Linked DNA regions of Homo sapiens: all the other regions are linked to region 1. The links are chromatin loops, found by intact Hi-C in ENCODE. Cell type or tissue: PC-3. All regions are shown on one strand.

The links. Hi-C counts contacts between places; a loop is a spot of excess contacts. Peaks named below come from ENCODE experiments on the same cell type or tissue, not always from the same donor. Only the 100,000 strongest peaks of a DNase experiment are listed, where the experiment ranks them.
Region 2: it touches region 1 in a loop (8-fold over the local background); 2 of 110 quality-filtered maps call a loop at or near these places.
Region 3: a loop joins it to region 1, with 6 times the contacts of the local background. A loop is called at or near these places in 3 of 110 quality-filtered maps.

The regions. Positions count from the first base shown.
Region 1 is chr6:93,415,874-93,423,873 of GRCh38, forward strand. It overlaps EPHA7 (EPH receptor A7), which reads right to left and starts at 3,686. Exons shown (of 17, transcript NM_004440.4): 1 at 3,372-3,686. The coding sequence starts at 3,468. RefSeq lists a silencer at 3,734-3,933. In PC-3, a CTCF peak has its summit at 7,894 (motif pointing right); a DNase peak (open chromatin) is centred at 3,808; H3K4me3 peaks cover 4,954 bases; H3K27ac peaks cover 439 bases; H3K27me3 peaks cover 4,096 bases.
Region 2 is chr6:93,178,116-93,186,115 of GRCh38, forward strand. No RefSeq gene overlaps it. Among named protein-coding and RNA genes, the nearest start is that of EPHA7, 240 kb to the right of the region's middle. In PC-3, no CTCF peak of the experiment used is centred here; no DNase peak of the experiment used is centred here; H3K27ac peaks cover 1,002 bases.
Region 3 is chr6:93,261,911-93,269,910 of GRCh38, forward strand. EPHA7 (EPH receptor A7) reads right to left here. Exons shown (of 17, transcript NM_004440.4): 7 at 7,567-7,750; 8 at 2,684-2,792; 9 at 1,950-2,005. Among named protein-coding and RNA genes, the nearest start is that of EPHA7, 150 kb to the right of the region's middle. In PC-3, no CTCF peak of the experiment used is centred here; no DNase peak of the experiment used is centred here; H3K27ac peaks cover 1,094 bases.

The sequences.
Region 1 (8,000 bases):
GTATTTGAAAGACAAAAATGTGTTATGATAAGAAAACAAAGGAACAACTGATTATCTGTTTAAAGGAACAGTTGATTATGTGTTTAATTCCTTCACACTAGTCAAAGTTACTCACTGTAAATGAAAATAGATATAGAGACCCAGGATTTTTGTTTTGTTGTTGTTGTTGTTTCTTTGTTTAGTGTTTTACACTTAAGACTCTCAGGGAGACTGACAGGAAAAAAAAAAACTTGATCAGAAACATTTGACTCCCTTTCAAATGAGAAACACACCCACAACACTTTCAAAATGCCAATTTGAATTTCAACTTGTAACATCGATAAATCGTTGGACTAGCGAATTTATATAAAAAGTAATTTTTAAAGTTTATTTTTATCCTCAACAACAGACATGAAGCACAGGGAAACAAGGTGGGTGGTCAGGTACTCTACTCTTTTTGAGATGCTTTCTTAATTTTTATTTTATTTTTCTTGTGTGCTGAATATAGACAACAGGATTTTAAATGCAGGTGACCTTCTTGGGTCATTTCTGAGAGTGAAATAAACATTGCGAGATTACTGTTTATTGCCATTCTGCTACCCCTCAGCTCAGCCTGGGGGTGGAAGCAAGGGACCTAAGCAGACAGCAGTGATGGCCAAGTTAAGAGAGAAACAAACTAACAAATTAAAACAAAACAGAACCCGGCCCGAGAACGTTTAATCGGAAGCCGCTCTCAAGTGATCCGTGCGTCTCTCTTCTGCTCGGTCCGCTCTCTGGTTAAACCCTCAAAAGAGCGCGTATCCCTTCCCGCTCGGAGCAGAGTGCCGACCTCCCTTTGCGCCCGCGGAGGCGCAGTCCCTCGGCTCACCCGGACGCTGGGGGCCAGGCCTAGGACTCCAGGGCTCCGCGCCCCGGAGTCCTGTGGGCCAACAGGTGATGGGAGAGGGGCTAGACTGGGGGCGCGCCCTGACAGACCCAGGCAACGACCGCGCGGGCAAAGGCTGGCGTCCCGGGGCTGGGGCGGGGCCGTCGGAGGGGCGGGGCGGGGGCTGCCAGACGGGCGCGCCAGCCGCGCCAAGCATCCATTACGCCTCTGCCAGACCTGGGCACTCCAGGGAGCCGGTGGCGCCCTCGCTCGAGAAGGAGTCGGGAAGAGGAGAGTGGCTTTCGGGAAGAGGAGAGTGGCTTTCGGGAAGCATCTCCTCTGAGGAAGAGGCGGCGGCGGCGGCGGCATTTACGGAGAGAAAAAGTAAGCAGCTGCACTTTGCCTTCAAGCGTCAGACTCTGACACGCGCTCCCTGTAGCGATGATAACTGACCAACCCGAGAGAACGTGCACAAGGAAAGTGAGGGAAGGGGGTTTCTTATCTTCCTCTAGCCACCCCCAAATGCCCCAGGAGGCCCGGCACCTGCTTCAAGCGGTTCCCAGCGCTAGCCCTTGGGTACTGCGGGCCGCCTCGGGGCTTGTGAACTCCTAGAACGCCAGCTCTTGGTCGCCGCTGCGCCCTAGAGGCGTCGCCGCCTAGAAGCCGGGCGCACTCGCCGCCCGCCAGCCACAGATCACCACCCTCCCTCCCATCACCCCCGCGCCTTTTATACATCACACTTCTGCATCTAAAGAATTCAGGCTCTTAGAATCAGAATCCTCTTCACGTAGCTTGCACCCAGAAGAGCAAAGAGAACTAGACATTCTGGCTGCAGGAACCTCTCCCCCTAGTGATGCAGTTATTTATAGCCCAAACTCCAGCCCGAGTCTGCGTGTGTTCGCGCGCGGGGTTTCGCCGCGGCGGTGCAAACTTTTCCTCTGGTCCGCTATTCCAGAGGAATCACAGTATGCCAGGGCTGAAGGTTTCTGATCGCTAACGTCAGGGGAGTAGAAATGTGGTTTTGGAGGGGATGAGCGTGCGTTTCTAGCAGATGTCCGTCCTTCTGCAAACGCGTAACCGCCAGCTTGGAGGCACGGGGTTCTCTGAATGGGTTCAGCATCTATACAGGTTGCAGATGTGGAAAGTGGGGTCAGAAGGTCAGGCTGAAAGAAGGACTAGAATTTGGCGCCGGGTTTGAGGGGGGCTTGAGCGAACTAAGAGGAGTGCACGATGAGAATAAAGAAAAGGTGCACTAAGTTTTCAGAAATAGATGAATCAAGGACCTATATGTAAGTCCCCTCAACACCCCGCCCGATAACCACCATGACCTAAATTTCATAACAGATTCCTCTCCCTCTACACATCAGGAATAAGTAATTATTTCTCTTCTGCTTTTAACAGATCGAAAAATGAAACTTAGATACACAGCCTGAAAGACCAGGGGGGCGACGGGATGAGGGGGGTTGGGGATGGGATTGTGACACTGCTCAAAAGCAAGAGACTTCCATTGACAGGGTTTATTTTTCCCCAGCTCCAACTACAGGCACCGAAAGGTATTTTACCTTCTGTCAAAGGTTCAAAGAAGGAAAACATAACCATATACAGGCGTATCTGTAACAGCTTGCCAAATAAAACCTGCCTTCTCCTACCAGAACCAACCCTCAGGGTTCAGGTCTTTGGCAAGGATTGGGCACTCGGATTCCTCAATTGCTGCACTATGGGGCAAATAATTGGGGACTTTGAGTCGCCCAGGCGGCATCCTTACAAATTGCACAGCTCCAGCCCGCCCCCTGCCTCCACGGCCCGACCAAGCCCGCTGGGCTGCCGCTGCCCCCATGACCGCTGGGCCCGACGCGCAGCGCGCGCTGAATGGAGACATCCCCGGCCCTCGGGTCGCGCGCCGCACGCCGCGCTTCACCTCCGCGGCGTTATTGTTCCGTGCTGGCGGCCGAGCGCCAACCGCAGGACCGCGCCGCCGCCTCCGACGCAGTGAGCACTTCATTAGTAACCCGAGCTTTCCGAGCTCATCGAAGTCTCGGTCCCTCTGGGAAGGCTCCGGGCTCCCGCCACTCGCCGGCGGGCTGGCGGAGACGGTAGGGGCTGCATTTCCCAGTCTCCAACCCAACTCTGGCCGCAGCTCCCACAGAAGGCGAATAAGGAGACAAGGAAGACCGAGCTAGAGAGAGATGTGACCCGCCTGAGGTACTAAGAAATAAGCTCGCCGGCAGTTCCTCCAACCCCACCCCACCCCCGTTGCTGCTCACGCCCTCCAGACTGCCCGCGCCAGAAATCCCGCACCCGTCGGATGGACGGCTCCGGGCACAGGGCTGTAGGCGGCTCGGAACAGCCCTGGTTCGCGCTCGCTGGTCCGCCAGGAGCGGCCTCAGCGGTGAGGGGGCGGGGAGCCGGCGGGGGAGGGTCGCCCGGCGCCGGAGGCGCGGCCGGCAGCGCCGCGGACGAGCTGGCTTGTGCAGGTAGACATCTAAATAAATAAGTCAGAACAAACTTTGCTTTCCCATCACCTTACCTTCCTTCGCAGCCTGCGCCTCCCCTGTGTGTGCAAAGCGGAGCAGCCAGATGTAGCATAAAATAATCCATGAAGGGTACCGAGTTTGAAAAACCATGGTGCATGAGCAGGTTTTATTTTAGGTTTCAGTTATCTTGAGTCGTGGATTTTTAAATGCTGTTTGTTCCGAAGTAGCTTTTGTTTTATTGTGCTCCTTGCATCGATTCCCCTTCTCGGTCCCCGATCGGCTGCTCCACGTTTAGCTTTTTTTAATTTCCCCCCCACTCCTGTTCGCTCGCACCGTGTTTGCTGCCTGCAAGTCTCCGACTGCAGACCGGCCGCTTGCTCCACACTCCAATAATATCAATTAGGGGGGGAGGGGGCGGGGCTCCGAGCTGAGAGCCTCCGCCACTCGGGCTGAGTGGCAGGCACAGCCGGCCTGCCAGGAGGCGATTCCCAGGGCCAAGGGGCGGGTCCCGGCGAAATGGCCGCCCCGGCCACGGGGGCGGGGTCCGAGGCAGGAGCCAATCGGTGCCGAGCGGAGTCAGGTTGCTGGTCCAGGATTCCCTCCAGGTTCTGAGCTCGCGCTGGATGTTCAGAGGAGAACGAGGATGGTAGCCGAGGTGTGTGCTGCTTTGGACGCTCTGCTTTTAGCAACCGCAGCTTTCGCGTAGCAGAATAAATCCGAGAATAACGCTCCCAACTTACACTCTTTTCTATAGCTGTACTCCGCGCGATCTTTTAGAAACCAGAGGCGAAGCAAGCCTTCTCTCAGCTACCAAGCACGGAGCCCGGACAGTGAAATGAGCTGTGCCTTTAAGTAAAGTGTGTTTTACTTTTTTGTTGTTAGAACCTCCGCGGGCTGGGTAACTTTGTTTTTTGCCTTTTTGAAAAGTTTCTACTTCTCTTTTTCTGTTACTCCAAGAGCCGTCAGTTTTAGGTACCACCCACCACAATCCCTGAAAGAATAAAGTAACCAAGTGTATTATGTTTAAACAATGTTTCCAAGAGTTTGCAACAAGCTCTGGCAAAAGAAACAGAGGAAAAGGGAGTGGGAAAGGAAGTCTTTTGTTTTAAGCGCCCCTTCTCCTCCGCCCTGTCTTTTCACCATAGTTTGTTGAGCGAAGTGAGACATTAGGAGAGAACCTTCTGATGGTTGCGTATCGTTTTTTTACGCGTTTATCATTTTCTAAGGTTTTCCTTGGATTGCCTCCACTTTGATAGTTTTCCATTTCGCTGCATAAATTACACTGAATTTTAAAGAATGCCACTACGTATTAAATTCATAAAGCAAGACCTTTCTCTTCGCAAGTATTTACCATTTTCAGGAATTATTCAATGCTTATCTTTCAAAGAGAAACTAAGAATAAAAAAAGTCATAACCAATATCTCCAGTTGAATTCATTCAACCCGAACGGCAAGGAAGGCTGCGTAGAGAAATCTGTTTTCCATTAGGCAGTTTCGGACACTTTGTATTCAAGAGGTAGGTAATAAGAGGAAGAACTTTAAAATTTTAATTGCCAAATCTTCAATTTCAAAGGTCACACAGAGTAACTTGATCACATGTTTAAGATGAATTTCTTTTTTTGTCCTATAATTTCTTCCTTTAAAAATATTTCTCAGTCATTTATGATTTCCTTTTATTTCCGATAGATCCAAAGTTTGATCTCACATAAGGCTCCAAACTTTTTCCAACCTTTCTATCTGGAAATATAAAGTAAATTGAGTTGTTTCTGCTTTTTATAGTAGGGAGTTCTCTAAGATGACAACCCCCAGATATTTATTTGTATTTTATGTTAAATTGTCTCCTGTAGTTTTTATTTGCCTAATAAAATAACATGGAAGAGAGATATGAAATTTATTCTTTAAACCTCTTTGATTCTGTAGTTTCTGAAACATTTCTTCAATGTTACATATTCCTAGCCATTATGCCTATTTAATATTTTAGAAAGTGTATCAAAAAGCATCTTCAGTGTCCCTTAAAGGATGCATAGAAAATGTAAATGCGTAATAGATTAACCTTAGAAAGAGACAAAAAAAAATATGGGGAGAACACACTTGTTATAGAGGAGATGAAGCTTTATTTACACAAATAGATGATTTAAGGATGAAACTTGTAAACTAAAACATAAGAGTTAAAAACATAAATCCCTGCACTTAGTCTTTAGAACTCACAGAACTACAAACTTACAAATATTAAACCACTTCTAATAGTTAAAACGAATTCTCCAGGATTTCAACACTTTCCCCAGGGTCTCATCCCCACTTCTTAAAATGACACCAAGGTGGCCTTTAAAGTTTAAAATATTCCTTTCATCTATTGAATGACTAATACTCAATGATGTGAATACAAATACTTTTCCATTAAAACCAGGAAACCAAAGAAGTAACATCCTTCACTCCTCTGATGAGTGTAGGTGGTATAGTGAGTCCTCTTTTTGTGTCCCTTCTCTCTGTCAGACACAGGGGCATGTGTAACTTTACTCTTATTTTTAGAGACAAGAAGCTTCACATTAAATGCACATGTGCCAGGCTGCTGACAGTTCTCCCTGCATAGCTGCACAGTGATACTGATTTTTAGGTTTTTCAAACTTCTCTTCTTTCTTTTGTAGTATCTAGATATATTGACAAAGAATTCGGAGCATTTAAATAAAAATAAATGACAGTCAAGAAGACAGTGTTCAGCATACAGTATATGATTAATATATAAATTTACACTCGACTGTATTTGACTAATGATAAAGCATATAGACCTATTTGTACATGAAGCCACTGACATAAAAATTATCAGTATACAAAACTTTCTCATTTTAAAATAACATAATGGTGAACTTCCTCACACCATTACAATTTATTTTAGCTTCATTTTATGATTTAAGCATATTATTTCTAATCAATTATTTTTAATAATGCGATGTGTTTGTATATAAAGTGAATTCAAAAGGAACTTGTCTTCCTGAGCAATACCAAATAGTGTATGAGACCAACACCTGTGCGCCAAAGCAATAATTCTGAAAACTAGTTTTACATTTTTATGCATTCATTGTACAACTAAGTTGATAGCGTCGTCCACATATATTTAGTGAATTTTAAGTAAATGGAAACAGAGACTAAGACCTTAATATTTCAATTTTATATCCCCTCTGTTGCAACATCTATAATAAATGTATAGTGGAAAGATGAAAAACGCCTCTCTTCAGATACTAAGGAGATATACCCAATTTTAATGCATTTTGTATTATTTATTTGTATAATTACCAATAATCACATGACTGTACATGTAGGGAAATGTCCAAATTCAAGACACATTCTAAATGAGGGTACACCTGCTATTTTGTTTTAACTTGTTACAATACTAATATTTACCTCACTGTTTAACTCTGGGAAATATTCTCTGATTTTAAGAGAGAAATAGGAGTAAATTATAATGACTTCAGGGAATAAGTTCTATGAATTTTCAAATGAAAGAAAAGGTTATACTGTGTGTGTCTAGTATTCAGGCCATTCGAGGGCAAAGGGACAATTGGAGATTTCAGTATGTTACAAATCCAAGACTGTCAAACTAAATAGTTAACAACAATGAAATCAAAGGGCTGTTTCTGAACCCACTACTTTTGTACTTATCATCAAAATGCATTCACAGCTGGCAAATGTGAAAATGCAAGTTCATCACAGAAAAAGGGTAATTTAAACTGAATTAGAAAAGGTACTGTGCAGAAGAAATTGATTATAAGCAGAAAAGAAGCATTATGTCTTAGTTAACAGATATTACAGAAAATTGGATTCTGTGATTTCAGTCAAAATATAAACAATCTTTCCACTGTGTAGGAAAATCATTTACATATTTACATTAACATGATTTATGTAGTGTATATAAAATATTTATTTGCAGTCTAATGTAAAAAATGTGCATAACCTAAACTCATTAAAAACATATTAATTCATGAATTTTTCTAAGCTCAGATTTAGCTGAAAGTATAGGAAGTCAGAGGTCAGAAATCAAACCATAAGTCAAGAATTTATTTTGTGCCTTTGTAAAATTTCACACACTTTTGTGAAGTCAGATAAATAAAGTTCAGAAGATTACAATTATAATTCTTTAAGTACAATTTCCAAGTTAATTTCAGACAGTTTAACAAATAAAAATATAATTTATATCTAAATTATGAGTCCACTTGAATATTATTGCTGAGGTACCACTGAAATTTTCTAATCACCTAAAATATTAAAAAGTGTTCAGTCAAATTACTCTTTTTTTAAGTAATATTAAAATAACAAAATGTAGCTAGGAAAATGTAGCACTTTATACCTGAAATCAAGTAGCACATGTTCGGTGCTCTTAGTGGATTTTTTTTTTTTCAAACTTGATTTTGCATGGGGAGGCTCTTTTCTTCCATTACTTCCAGTTCATTTTGCCATAAATCACCAGGATTGATAGGATGAACTGGCTTAAATTATTCAAATTACTTCTACATGCTTCCATGGTTTCTCATGTTGTAATTTTTAAGCTCTTCACCCAGAGGATTTTTAGGTATCAAGATCTGTGATAATTCAGCGACCACCAGGGGGCAACAGGACCTCTGGGTGTCCTGGACAATCAAGTCCACCCTGTACAAGGTAAAGATGAGTTAGTTGTGAAATTGTATGTGT
Region 2 (8,000 bases), 240 kb before region 1:
CTGGGCTCCCTCAAAAACAGGTCTAAATACCTGCTTACAAATCATCAACAACACAGGGCCCACTACAGAGCGATTTACACAACACGCAACAGTCTGTTTCTTATTTCATTAGAGGTAAATAGGAGTTAGTTTCACTTTCCCAGCCAATCTGTAGTCACTCAATCAGTTACCAATATTTCATATTTAGCTGTGTAGCCTGTGGTTCAACTTTAAGTTATAGTGAATTATAGGACTTGAACATTGGGCTGGGGATTTGCCTTAAGTAGAGACAAGAATAGGCAAAGCTCAGGTGTGTGTGAGCAGTTTAAAAGCCTAGAAGATGTTTTAAACTGTGTGACTTCTCTTCTCCCTTGCACATCACTTACAAGAAAGACATTTTGATTTAGAGGAAAAGACTTAGAAGTAGTAACTAGGAAAAGGAGATCCAATTCTATATTGGCCACTTGTGTGAGTATGTTTAACTTACTTAAAGGTTCTGGGCCTCCCTTTCTTTCATTGTAGAATGAGGGTATCAGATATCTAAAGTCCCTTTCAGCTACAACCTTCGATCAAAGTAGCTGCGTCTTTTTGTCTCCATTTCTCCCAGGTTGTGTCTTGAGTTTTGGTATCTTCTTTTGGTCCTTTCCTTTACTCAAGGTTGCTCTTTAACTTGGAATCTCCTGAACATAAATGTGAGAGAGATTGGGAAAGAGAAATAGAATCTCCAGAGAAACAGCCCTGTCTCCACACCAAACATTAATGTAAGATACAAAGAAATGTCTTTGCCTTTGTGATTTCCCTATTAAAAAATAGGACAAAACACACACACACACACACACGTGCACACACACACACACACACAAAGGCTTTCAATTTTGCTCTAGATTATTCTAATATTTTTCACAGATTTAGAGAGACCAGCAATATTTATAAGAGGTTTGGACTTTTTTCCTCTGAAAAAATCTAATAAAATACCCAAAGCCAATTTTATTTTTTCCCAGCAGCCTTTTATAAAACAGGGTCAGCACCTCACATGAGTACACATGCATAAACCAGGAAACAAACCACAAGTTTACACAGATATCTGGTGATTTCCATGCTTTCCTGAGTTATTTGTTTAACTCAAATCACAACATGCAGTCATTTGGCTTTGTTTGACTTTATAATTATTGCAAATCTAAGAACTGGGTGCAAACACTTATGACAAAAATCCTCATTTTCTGTGGCTAATGTCAAAAGTTCTGTCCCCATTTCTCTGTCTAAATATACTTTTAAAGGTCTCTACCCAAATAGTTACATAGTTTCTGCATAACATAGACAACACTATCTTAAACTGCCAAAAGTATCTATGAAGAAATACTAAGTAAGTATCCAATCCAAATTCTCTAATATTATCTCTAGTGCCTGTGGTAGTTGCTTTAAATTGTGCAGATGACCCAAAGAGTTATGTACACTAAACAGTTCAACAGTGACTTGTCAAACTGCCTGGCTATGGACTCACTTGGCCTATCAAAGAAATAAAATTTTATGCTTTTTATTGCTGTCTCTGTCAGATTCCTCTTACAAACACACATCATTCTTGAGCACAACCTCTCAGAGTGTCTTGTGCACACCACTTTTGAGCAGCTGTACCCTGATCTTCACCTATGATCTCTCTATCTTAATAAATCCCCAAATATACATTGATAGCCTAGGACTATGGACCCACAACTATTCTAAGTGCAACGAATATATTTAAAAAATAAGATGCATTCCCATGCTGTAGGAAATCAGAATCTATTTGGGAAGAAAAAATTCACATATATGAAACAATTAAAGAGTGATAGTTAAAATAATATATAGCCAATCCTCAATTATGTAGTTCAAACAGTAAATGTGTTGAGAATTAAGAAATGTGAGAGATCAATAAAGAGCTTTCAATAATCTTTTCATTGATCCTAAGGGATCCAAACTTGAGGTAGAGAAAAATTTCAATCTAGGTAGTTTTGTGTATTATTTAATGGTAAATAACTGTCTGACTTATTCATCTAGGTCATGTGAAATAGAATATTCAAATTCCATGCTTTTCCTTTACAGACCAGCTTCTCTTTTCTTTTCCTCTTCGCTTCTTCTCTTCCTCCCTTTCTCCTTCTCTTTCAGCTGACAGAAATTTGTCTAAGAATAGCTTAGTAATTTTGCTAGGTTGGATAATAACGGTAGCACATCCTTCCAGAAAAATAATTTTAAAACCTTAAATGCTTAACTTTTCTCATATTCAGATCACGTTTTACTTCATATACTTAAGGCTTTACTATTGCATAAAGAACAAGTTTCATAGCAAAAGCATTTTGAGGCATCTGTACCATGAGGTCCATATGTGAAATGTTAACGAAGCAAGGCAGTTTGAAAAGCCACATCTCTGGGAAATAGAAGGGCAGAGGAAAAGGTATCAGAGAGGGGAAAATAAAACAGCTTTAGATAAAAGATGAAGAGAGAGAAGATGGTGATTGAGAGCAAAGGTAGTACAAGAAAGCAATCTTTTACAAACAAATAAAAAACTAAGGATAACCTCCCAAATTGCACAACTTGGGATTGTGTAACTCCTTTAAGCTTAATTTATTTTATTCTGTTTGTTTCCCATTCTTATAAAAAATAATCATCATTATCAGCAAGAAGGCAGATTATTCTGTTTTCATTTGTTTATTTCACATTTTGTTTGTGTTTTGTTTTGGTTTTATGCTGAATGAAGGGAATGATATCCACTAGGACTCTGGCATAGAGCAGTTGGTTAAGAGCTGTGGTACATAAAATTACTAAAAGTGTTTTCAATGTTAGAGAATAATTGAATGGAGATGAATATACATATGCATACACTCCTTAATGCCTTAATGTCAGTTAATTTCAAACACTTGCATATCAAAGCCAAATAAAGTGGCAGATATTTTTATTTCTTTTTTTTATTATACTTTAAGTTTTAGGGTACATGTACACAACATACAGGTTAGTTATATATGTATACATGTGCCATGTTGGTGTGCTGCACCCATTAACTCATCATTTAACATGAGGTGTATCTCCTAATGCTCTCCCTCCCCACTCCCCCCACCCCACAACAGGCCCCTGTGTGTGATGTTCCCCTTCCTGTGTCCATGTGTTCTCATTGTTCAGTTCCCACCCATGAGTGAGAACATGCGGTGTTTGGTTTTTTATCCTTGCGATAGTTTGCTCAGAATGATGGTTTCCAGCTTCATCCATGTCCCTAAAAAGGACATGAACTCATCATTTTTTATGGCTGCATAGTATTCCATGGTGCATATGTGCCACATTTTCTTAATCCAGTCTATCGTTGTTGGACATTTGGGTTGGTTCCAAGTCTTTGCTAGTGTGAATAGTGCCACAATAAACATACATGTGCATGTGTCTTTATAGCAGCATGATTTATAATCCTTTGGGTATATACCTAGTAATGGGATGGCTGGGTCAAATGGTATTTCTAGTTCTAGATCCCTGAGGAATCGCCACACTGACTTCCACAATGGTTGAACTAGTTTACAGTCCCACCAACAGTGTAAAAGTGTTCCTATTTCTCCACATCCTCTCCAGCACCTGTTGTTTCCTGACTTTTTAATGATCACCATTCTAAGTGGTGTGAGATGGTATCTCATTGTGGTTTTGATTTGCATTTCTCTGATGGCCAGTGATGATGAGCATTTTTTCATGTGTCTTTTGGCTGCATAAATGTCTTCTTTTAAGAAGTGTCTGTTCATATCCTTTGCCCACTTTTTGATGGGTTGTTTGTTTTTTTCTTGTAAATTTGTTTGAGTTTATTGTAGATACTGGATATTAGCCCTTTGTCAGATGAGTAGATTGCAAAAATTTTCTCCCATTCTAAAGTCAAATACTGACTTTCTGTTGACACCACAATTACTTGTGCCATAAAGTGATGAGTGCTTTTGCCCTTCCCTCTCTTTGAAAGTTTCATTCCAGGTATAGAGAAGCAAAAAATCTGAGAACTCTGCTTAATTATTTCTGTGTATTTACATTGAGTAATGAGTCATATTACCTTATGCCTGGAAACAGTAAAACCAGGTAAAATTTCATAGTGGGAGTCTATTAGCACCTGAGAAATTTGAAATGGATATTCAAAACATGCTGTTAAAGAAAATAATAAAAATAAAACAAAATAAAAAATAAAAGCAGACTTGCTCTTTCAAAAGGAATGTGCCTACTGATAAATATAAAACAAACAATGAGGTATATCAGGTGGTCAGTGATTTAATATTTACCTTCACAATATCTGCTAATATATTAAATCTCACCTAAAATTCAGTTTTAAGTAGCTCTTGGAACGGCTTGTATCTAGTAATCAATATGTATTTTTAATTATGTTGCCTTAGAAGAAAAAGTTAAGAAGGTTTTCTAAATACATGTTTAAAATACAGAAACTAGTCTTTGAAGAGAAGAAGCTTTCATGTATGTCGGAAGAAGTCTTATGAGCATTTCATTTGCAAGTTAAAATACAGATACCTATCTTACATTTCTATAGAAGAATCAAGGAGCCATCTGGGAAGCCACCTACATAAATGCTTTACACTGAAATATACCAAGAAAAAAAAGAATTGCAGAAGTTATAATGTTAGATATTTTTCTTTTCCATCATTTCTGCCATCAGCATCTGCTTAGGGAGAAAGCCTTTAACTAGGATTAAAAATATCAAATGTTCTATTAGGTGACACTAAGTGTAATGGAATCTCAAGGTTGAATTAATTTTGTAACTTCCTTTATCACTTTGAAGATTACTATCTCAATAACTGGCATCAATAGTCAACACAAGAAGACTTGAATAATTGGTGATCAATCACGACAATTGGGTGACCTCATCCTTTCCAAGCCTTGGAAACGTAGAGATCTTATTGAGAAAAAATAAATTGGAAAACACAGCTAGGTATGACTTTAATTTGCCTGTTTAAAAGTACAGTCCAACCTTGCATTTCAAATTTTCATTATACTATGCTAATAAGCACATGAGAATTTTATGGGCTTGATAGTTACTCATTTAGGAATGTTTGATATCACCGGAAAGTAATACATTTAACTACTAGTCAAATAACCTCATAAAATTCTCAGAGATAAGATTTCATAAAACTTGGACAGCAATAAGGGATGAAAAAAATTATCTTAATGACTTTCCAAGACAGGCATCATATTTCCATGTGAAAGCTTCACATAGAAGATACTTTATATCAAAGAATCTAAATTAGGATGAGTGCATCTTGGAGCAGGAGCCCACCACTGAGGGGGACTTCAACAAATTCTCTTCTCAAGACCAGCCCTCTATGAAAATAAAAATATTTACACATCTATTTAGTCAGTGACAAACAGAGAGGAAACCATCTGGCCATTTGAATCAGTGTAAATTGCCCAACCACTCTTGTGAAAAGAGAAAGCTAGTCAAATTAAATGCTTATTTTGTTTTGGAGCTAAACAATTGTCCTAAACTGTAATCATAAAATCCACATTTGCAGTATCAAATAAACAAAAGCAAATCAGTGAAGAAAACTTGTTTTTGTGTAGTAATTGGCAGGAGGATTAGCATTTCAGTGGATCCGATTTCCTAAACCTCATCATTCCTGATAACAGCTTCAGCGGTGAGGTGACACACCAAAAAGCATAAATTATCTAAAGCTGGAGATAAGCAGAGGCCATTTGGGGGTTCTGAGTGCAATATAAATAGATGCAAAACAGTAGGAGAACCAGCCCATTCAAAATCTCCGAAGGATTAGCTATGTGAGCTCTAACTTCTTTGCTGTTGTTAGCTGTGATTTATCATCAGACAGTAAGGAAGACTCAGCCTTATCTGTGATAATTCAATGGATTAATGGCAGTACCTTTATCTGGAGGTCATAATTAAGCTTGTTTGATCAGGCTGAGAACAAGCACCTATGCTGTGCTTTAGCCCTAACTATTGCTTTTGGTGTCAGGGTTATAACATAACAAGAACATCATTGGAAATGGCATTAGTAATTTTGTTCAAGCAAGTTATTACTTATCTATAAAACAGAATCCCCTAGATGGTAGGAGAACAATATGTTCCAAATTTAGAAACTTATGTATAATATTGAGTTTACGAATACTAGGTAGCTCAGGTGCTTGGACCTTCAACCAATTTGAATATAAAACTGAAAATAAAGAAATACTGTAACATTATTTTCTGCTAATAAAAATGAATGATAGTAAAAGGAAAATAAACATTTATTTTACCCTACGATTGAAACATCTTAACTAATGCCAGTATTTCTTCAAAAGTAGTAAAAATTATAGGCACTGATTGAAATAGATATAATAAATCCTCCTTAATCTGGAATTACTGGATGGAAATATTACTTAATATTAGGGAATATCTACTATTAAATATTTTTAATGAATTACATTTCATTACTTTAAAATCTCAACATCATTTGAACTGGTTATTATATATTTCTATAAGGAGGTCAGGTATAAATGTATCAAAATTTGTTTGGATTTAGCAGTACCATATGATAGTAAATAAGGAGTAATGTCACAACACACAGGAGAGATTCTTCTTCAAGTTTTAAAGATATCACCTACGGTTATTTTACACACAATGCTCCTTTCTTAAAAATGTGCACAGGTCAAATTTATCTAGGCTAAATATAATTAGCTACAAATTCTAAATTAAATTATTTTAAATTGATGATGTCTTTCAATATTTGATTTCACATTTTTGTCACTGCTGATTATTTTATGATATTAAATAAAAAACTTCTTTATAAAGTATTTTCACATAAAACTGATTTGTTTTGACAGGTACCTGGTCCTAACTCTCTTTATATGTAATATGAACTTATAAAAAATTTCTCTCCTGCCAATGTTTAACAAGCTTCTATATACCCACACACCCATGGCAAAGTCAGATGCTCTGAGTTCAAATCACAGTTCTCTCACAGTATGTAATCTTGGGCAAATTATTTAATCGCTGTAAAGTTTCTATTTCCTCTTCTGTAAAAGAAAGGTAATTGGAACATCTGATGGAAGTGTTCTGTGGCTTCAGTAAGAAAATTCAGGTGGGTATTTTGCACAATGCCTAGCACATCATAATTCACAATGAATGATAATTCTTAAATTAGTCCCCCTTCTCCTTCTCATATCCACCTAGCCAAGAACACGTGACTAATTTCTTTAAAAATAAGACAATAAGAACTTAGGAAAACTAGATGTTAAGACTGAGCACATAGATGAGATAGTCAAGACGATAGTCAAAAGTAACAAATCAACTATACTATCTATTCTACTGCTTAGTAACCTATTTCAAGCGCTTGAGGAGTTTTCCTTTGATGGTCACAGATATCCTATTTTTCCTGTCAATAATTATTTTTATAACCTTCTAGAGTAAATTATGTATATGAAATTTATATGTGCAGGATATGTTAATATACATGCATACATGTGGATAGAATTTAGCCTACTTTTTTAAACTAAATTTTATAGGGAATTGTCCATGTTCTTAATGCAAAAGTTATTATTTATTATATATAATAGTTATATACACACATATATGTATGTGTGTATGTATGTTGTAGATATAAATCAGAGAAGTTGTTGGAATGATGTTATATGATTATTTGCTTTGAAAACTCCATTTTTGCCAGACTCCAAGTAAGAGTTCCAGTGTATAGTATCAGAGGGTTTAGTTATCTTTGTTCTTAGTAAAAAACTTAAGTGTCATAAATGTATGCCTTTTTTATGTACTCATTGTCAAACCTTGGGTACTGTACAAGACTGTGCTCCAGTGTTCCAAAGGTTCTAAAGAACCAAATAATCGCCTTCAGGAAGAGGCCTGATCTCTGAAGCAGGAGCCCAGTTGCCATTGACTGAATGCTTGTGTTTCCCCAAAATTTATATGTTGAAACCTAATCCCCAATGCAATTGTATTAGGAGATGGGCCTTGGGGAGACGAATAGGTCATGAGGGCTCCACTCTCATGAATGGGATTAATACCTACATAAAAGTGGCCCAAGGGA
Region 3 (8,000 bases), 150 kb before region 1:
GATAAGCCATGTTTCAACTGACCTTCTGCATTAACCTGCAAGTTAAAAGTAAATAAACTGGTGTATGTGATCACTGGGGGATATTTCAAATATGCTCAATAAATAAAAGAAAAGTGACATACTGATTATGGTAATATTAAATAATTGTGCCATTAAATTGTTCACATATGGGCAGGACCAGGGATTTCAGGAACTACAGTCTTATATTACTCTTCTATATACATTCTACACTAGAAATAAAATTTAGGCATTCAAGTTTTGATCTGCTCCTTCCTGTCTGGGGAAGTGTTAAAAATATTCTCACATGTTATTAAATAGAAACAAAAAAAGGTAACCTCCACTTTTTTCTCTATTTCCTCTAGCTATAAACTACCTATGGTTCTCTCTTCACTGAGGCTTGTCGCAGGAAAATTAATGCCAGATTAGCAAAAGGAAGTTCTGACATTGGGGGCATATCAAATAATCCCAAGTGGGGTATAGAAACACACATATTCAGTCATATTCAGGGGTATATTAAGTTTTTTGAGGCTTACCCCATATACAGTTTGGGATACTTTTTTTAGGGGAAAGAATACATGATTATATACATAAATTTGCTACAGCACTCCCAGGGCCTAAAAAAGGCCTGTGAAAGTAAGAGGCCTTGAATATTAAACTTTATAATAAAGCCACTTCCGGGCATACATTTAACTTCAATTTGTAGTAAATTGTACTACCCCACATGCCCTTCTTATCATCAGAGGTTGAGATTCAAGAGAATTTCTTATTCAATTTGTATTTGTGTTACATAAAAGCACTTCTGTTTTGAAAACTAAAGGTAACTGTTGGTTCAAAAATACAAACACATTGAGAAAATTTAGGAATGATAAGAGCATTTACAATTTGTGTATTTAAACCACACATTGTCATTTGAGCTTTTTTATTAAAAAAAAAGTATCACAAAGAAAATCTAAAATGTATTAGAAATTCTTGATGGAGGCTTTGATATTCTTATGACTTTAGGATGGGTATAGGACAGTATCTTCACAGATATTGACATAAGAATCTAATAAATAACACAACAAAAGATACAATTCTTACATCTTATGTCATGGGAAATTTATCTACACATGAGAACATTTGCCAAAGATTATGGGTACTACAAAATAATAATAAAATTGGTTTTTAATATTCTTAAGGATTAAAAATGGGGAAAATAGGTAAAGGTAAGAACATCATCAACTATCATAACTGAAGTAATTTGGTTGTTAGGTTTTGATTTTGCCTACATAAAGTAATAACAGTTACTCTCAGTGCTCTCATTTTCACATGCCATCTTGTTTCATTGCAACAAGAATAAGATTAATGCAGATAGGCATCTATTTTATTTGGGTCCCTAAGCTTTCTTCTAAATATGATTTCTAAAATGAACTTTTAAGAATAAGCTAACTCAAATCCATAGGAAAACATCAGAAGTATGAATCTTATTATTATACTATTTATGTCCTATGAAATATCTATCAATGATAGGTAATTTATAGTAGCTGAAGAGAAAGAGGCTCCTTAATTTAGCCTTTTGTGGTAGCATCACTCATTGGATTAAAAAAGGGCCTATCTTTGTAACCTGACATGACATTCCTTAGCTAGAGAAGGGGCACATGCAACCTTTAATGTATTATTATTAGGATGGTAAGAAACACTTGGGCAAAGTTTGCAAAATGAAACATTGTGATGTAAAAGCAGCTGAATATCCTGCAATTATATGACATTTCTGAACATATTTTATTTTTTCAAATTCACATCACATGATTTTAATTCTAAACATCTGATTCAAATGCTTTAAAGCAACATTTTGAGCTCATGGTATAATTTCAAGCATGATGCATGAGGACTTTGTTAATGCCAATGCTAATAACCAGATTTTTCTGTTAATAGGGGTACATCATAATAAAGAAAAGCCAAACACTTACAATGAAAGTAAAGCTCTTCATCGCCTTCTTGGTCAGCTTTGCTATAACCACAGTGCCTTGAAGAAAGCAAATTTGTGACAATCTCAGTCATTTTACTTTATATATTTAATATTCAGTACAATGTACCTTAGTTACTCAACAACTTACTAGAGTTAAATTTACTGTTCATAGTTATGAATCCATTTAGTAATAATATAGCGATTCACGATTAAAATTGCAAAGAAAACAAACTTTTTGTGTGAGAAAATGTAAAAGGAACATTTTAAAAAATACATTTAGATTGAATACACAAAATTCAGTATGATTTGAATCCACAAGGTTCAATTTACAAAAATATTCATGAGTCACAAATAGTCACAGGTGAATGTTTACTTATATTTCTTTCTGGAAAAGAAAAACTTTTTAAATGGTGTCCACAAACATTTAATAGCTAAAAGAGTAAACATTTCCCCAGGTATATTCTATATTTATTATGAAAACTTAACTCTGAAAATAAGCAAAAATATTCACCCAATAAAAACTGCAATACTCATTCTCTTTAAATGAAAGGCAGTGATCAAACTCATATTCCATTTTGATCTTGAAGGAATGACACATTATTGACCTTTAATGTTTTATATCAAAGAATGTTTGCATTTACTATTTAAAATTTTATTACACTAAGTAATAGGCTGACATAATTCTTAAAAAACAATACATTTTATGTTAGAGATTAGAACAACTTTGTGTTCTACCTTCTCCCAATGATGAAGCCAAAGACCATGAACACCAAAATGATGGTCCCAGCTACAGCAACCACAGCAATGATAATAACAGGATTCTGTTCACTGGAGACAGCTGTAGCTGTAAACAGAGGAAATAGGCTCAGAAATACTTGACACCATGCAAGAACTTGAAAGGTTAAATAAAATTAGAGTTATCTTTTCTATTTAATTCTTTATAATTTTAAATAACTGCATTATATTGTAACAAAGTAAATTTAAATAAATGTTTATTTCTGCCTTTTAAAGAACTTGTAAGGACAATACTTTCACATATTTTCCATTTATCAGCTACAAAAGAACGTATAAATGCCTTATTGAATGATTATATTCCTGCTTAGTTGTTGAAAGCTTAGTTATAAATCAAGAGATAGACACATCTGATCTGCATGTGCTATTAAATCCCTATTGTTCCTCAGCAAGGCATTTGATTTTGATCCCTTTGTGTCTTGTTTTTTGGTATGTGAAATCAGAACCAAAATACATACCTCATGTATTTTTGAAGTACCTTAACACACATTAAATGCTTTATCTCTCATATCATCAATTAAAATGGAAAGCATCATGTAATCATAAACATCATAAATTTATAGTCCACTATAATTCAGGAAAAAGATGAGCCACATTGTCTGTGTTAATTTTCATGAAGTATGAGTAAACACATTTCATATTTTAAGATTACAAAGTAGCTAGCCTATTTTAGAAAAAGCAAACTTTCTGCAAGTGCTTTAAAAAACACTATCATTACCTAACTGCAAACCCTTCCTATACAATACTAAATAATTCTTCTATGCTCATTAAGGCAAACCTGGCTGAACTTTTCTGACAGTCTCTTTGGGAAGAAGTACATGTTTGCATGTCTTTTAAAACACCTTCTGATATAGAATTTTTGCACTTATCACTTCCATTTTTCCAAACTAGTGAAGTTTTATTTATATGATGATTCACAATTGTCATATTTTCCCAGAGTTTCATATTTTCAGTAGCAATACAGACTTTATAAAATCATCAAGGACATATGAAACAATGAAAATGAATATTCCAATAAATGATCCAGTTGCAAATATCATAAAATACATAATGTCAAACTAATATAATTTGCTATCTCTGAAACAATCAAGAGCTGCAATCTTTAATTTAAGGCAGGATGGGAAATACCATTCCTTCTTGTTGATGGCAAGGGACTAGATCTCTAGAGAAGTAATTCATATGAAGGCAAAACATATCTTGCCACAATAGGAAGTATAAAGTTTTTTTCAGATTGGCCTTTCTCTAGTTTGTCTGTCTCCTTTTGACAACTTATCTCTTAATTTTGTATACCTATGCTAACAAGAGATAGCTCCTGTGTTGAAAAACAGGAAAAATCGCTCTGGTCTAATAGATACTTTCTGAACAAAGAAGATTATACACATTCTCTAATTTATCACCTGCTGAATTGCTCCCTGAGGGAACTTAAAAAGGTTAAAAAAACAGAAGAAGAAAACAACTTTCAAATACTAATTTCTGAATTACAGCCTATTATCACACAACAGAGAAAAGATGACTTCAAGTCTTTTAAAAATTTGCTTATTTTTTGTTTTTAGTCTGTTTTTTAATGTACATTTTAAGAAAGAAAAAGAATGGAGTAGTTCCAGTCATGAGGAAGAAAAAATTATGTACATATGTTATGAAATTCTTTCCATTCAACCGATGTGTCCCATGGGCCTAATTCTCTGCTTGTCTTAGGCTCAGTTTTTCCCTTAGCTTCAGAAAGAGAACTCTAATGAGAAAAATGAACTCAGGTGAATGATGAATCAGAATTTGTGCATATTTATTTATACATTTTTGTATATTGTCAGGGTCGTACTTTAATCTTTCCATAGTTGACATTATGGTTAATATTTTCATCTATTTCAGGGCAATACATATTAAAAGTAATTTGCTAAGGCTATAAACAGAATGTCATGGTTTAAAAACTCGAAACAGTAGATAGGATACTGCACAGAAGGGGATTTTAGGATGTATGTGCAATGGAAGAGACTGTCAAATTTCTCTTTACAAACAGTGCTCAAGTGACTTCTTTTAGGCTGCATCTTACCTTCTGACCTGCTTTCTGGCACAGCAAGTCACTGCTCCCTGACATGGTGATATCACTGGACCATGCATTCCACCACTGCTTAATTGTGTGGCCAGAATCTGTGTACCTGTCCCTGTCTTTCACTGAACTTTTAATAAAGATCATGAACTGTGTGTTTCTGTGCCTCCTTAATTCTTAGCATAGTACCTTATGCTGACTCACTGGTTCACAAAGAGTAGTCTGGAAAACTCTGAGAGTCCTCAAGAACTTTTCATAGAGTCTGCAAGTTCAAAGTCATTTTCATATAATATGAAGATGTTATTTGACTTTTTTACTCTCACTTGCTTATGAATGCAGTTAAGATTTTCAGAAGGTATATGACATGATAATACTATGACTCTGATGGCTAATAAAATGTTTGTGTGTTCTTGTGTTTTTAAAGTTTCCATTTTAATTTCTAATTTGGTGAATATTAATTGATATAACCAATATAAAACATTTTTTGATATCCCCAACATTTTTTAATAGTAAAAGGGCTCCTGGGATGGAAAATTTTGAGAAAGGCTGTGTTTAATAACAGCTGACACTTAAGACTTTCCATGATAGGGGCTCTCCTTGACATTTTGTATATTTAACTTAAACCTCAGAATGTTTTGTGAATTGAGTACTACTATACTAGAAATTAGGGTACAGAGACCCAGCTCATCCAAACTCCTATAACCGGACATGGCAGAGCAGAGAGATTTGAAACCAGGCAGCTCTCTACTGATACTGATTGATATTAATAATTCACTCTATGTTGATCAGTGTGAAGTATTCATTTATTGCTAGTTTACTGAGTGCCTTCTGTGCCTGAAACCATAGTAGGCACTGGCAAGACAACAGTAAGAAAAAGACATATGGATTCTTCTTTCATCAACTTGACATTCCAGTAGGAGAGAATATATTGATAGTAAAAATCACTAAATTCTAATGCAAAAATCCATTCTTAACATACATTTCATGTGATCTTTCAGGTTCCACTACTTTAATCTCTGAGTCTTGGTTACTTCTTTTTTAAATAATAAAAATGATATCTATGAATCTCAGCACACATTAAATGATAGTTTGGTTTAATATTCTCAATTTACAAAGTCAGGAAAAGGCATAAATTCATCTTGAAACTTTTGAAATCTAAAAGTGTTTTTAAATAATAAGGAATGGTTGGGTAAATGTGAGATAACTGACATTTTAAGTTTAAACTATTTATTAAAAGATGAAAAACATAATTTGAAGTATCTTATTATATCTGAATTTACAGGGTGATATTATGATATAGATCTGAGTTGAAAATTACTAGAGCACATTTTAACACTAACCACTCAAATGTTTAAATGTTGAAATCTTAACTTAAAATGCTTTAATGTTTTGGGGGACACTAAACTTTGATATGCTGATTCTTGATCTTATATAATCTATTTAAAAAGAATAATCATGAATAATGGTATTAAGTTTACCACATCAAATTATGTAGTAAATTTTTAAACTGATGCCTTTATGTTTACAACTCTATGTGAATGATTTATATGTCAAAATGATTTCAGCATACGTTTTTATTATTTGTGGCTATAAGAGTTACAGATTTATTTTAAAATGTAACAAAATATGTGGAAGAATAATACTGCTAGCAAACTTTACAAACATTAGTTAATGCAAAGGATATTTATCAATTTACTCCACCTTTTGAAGATCTATACAATTCTTCCTTTAAAGCCAAAATAATTCTTTAATCAAAATATTAATTTAATTTGTTTAAATATTTTTAATTGAGAAAAGTCATATAATATTTTCCAACTTAATTTTGATTAGAATTTTGGAGGAAGGCTGGATTGGCAAGGAGAAGAGATAACACCTGGGTAAACCATGTGCCTGAGCAGTAACATCAGGAGGAATCAAAACTCCAAAATATAGAAACATGTACTGAGACATCAGCTCTGTGGAGGAGCAACAGCAGTGGTATTCAGGGTGTTCTGAACTTGGACTCTGACAGCAAATGGGGACATCCATCCCAAGATATATCTGCTTACTTCTTATACACTATATATACACATGCATTTTTACTATAATCTTGTTGCATTGTAAAACATAAAATGATAAAGGGGCTTCAAAGATACTGGTTATATTCTATTTTTAAGATGAGTGGTCATAGGGATATTCATTTAATTATCTCCCTTATATTTCATATCTACTTTAAATAGATTCCTTAGTATGCATGAAATATTCCATAACAAAAATGAAAAATGTCAAAAACAAAAATAAAAACAAGTTCTAAGACCTTCCTGAACTCTAATTTTTGAAATCATTGCTAAAGGGCAATTCACTTAAATTAATACAGGTTCTTAGATACCATCTTTCTCTTGTCCACCTCACTACACATTCTGGCTTCATTTGTGGGTTTCTGTGAAGTAGCTGCTTTGATGGACACACTTAGAATAAGATTGTTTCGAGGTCGACAAACACATCTTGTGTCAATACACAAATTGAATCAGTCCTGCTTCTGTTTCTAATTTCACCTTTTTCAAAAAATAAATCTTGTATGCGTTAAAGAAACTAATTTAAATCACAAGGTTCTAAAATTGCTAAACAAAACAGCAAATGTTAAATTATTATGAACTTTTACAAAGTACATTTATATGTACATATATATTTATTTGTAAATGTAAAAATTATGATGGTGCAAATGATCACCTCAATATTGAAAAAAATATTAATATATGCTAGAGTTATTGAGAGTAGGAATCCAAACCAAAGGCATAATTACCTTCAAACATTTTACCTGTAGCTTCCTCTAGTGTAGCAACATCAAGTCTGGGACTGTAATTTCCATAACCAGCAGCAGTAAAAGCCCGAATCTGGAAAACATACACTGTTCCTGGTTTCAGATTATTAATGGAGGCTGAAGTAGACTTGGTTTTTACTGTTGAGTAGGTCCGTTCCCTTTGATCCTAGAAACAATATTTAGAGGAAATATTTAATTGTGATTGCAACCAGACAATTTGACAGCCAACTGTTTCAATTTAATTCAATTTGCTCCATTGTTTTTATAGAGGCTACATTGTACTTTGTGGAATATTATAAAGTTAAATCACTTCTAAGGTAATATAAAATGAAAATGTGAAACACATGCCTTTGTTATATATATTTAGGGCGAAATAATTTAGTTAAAACATTTATGGTGTTTTTAGCTTTCGCAGA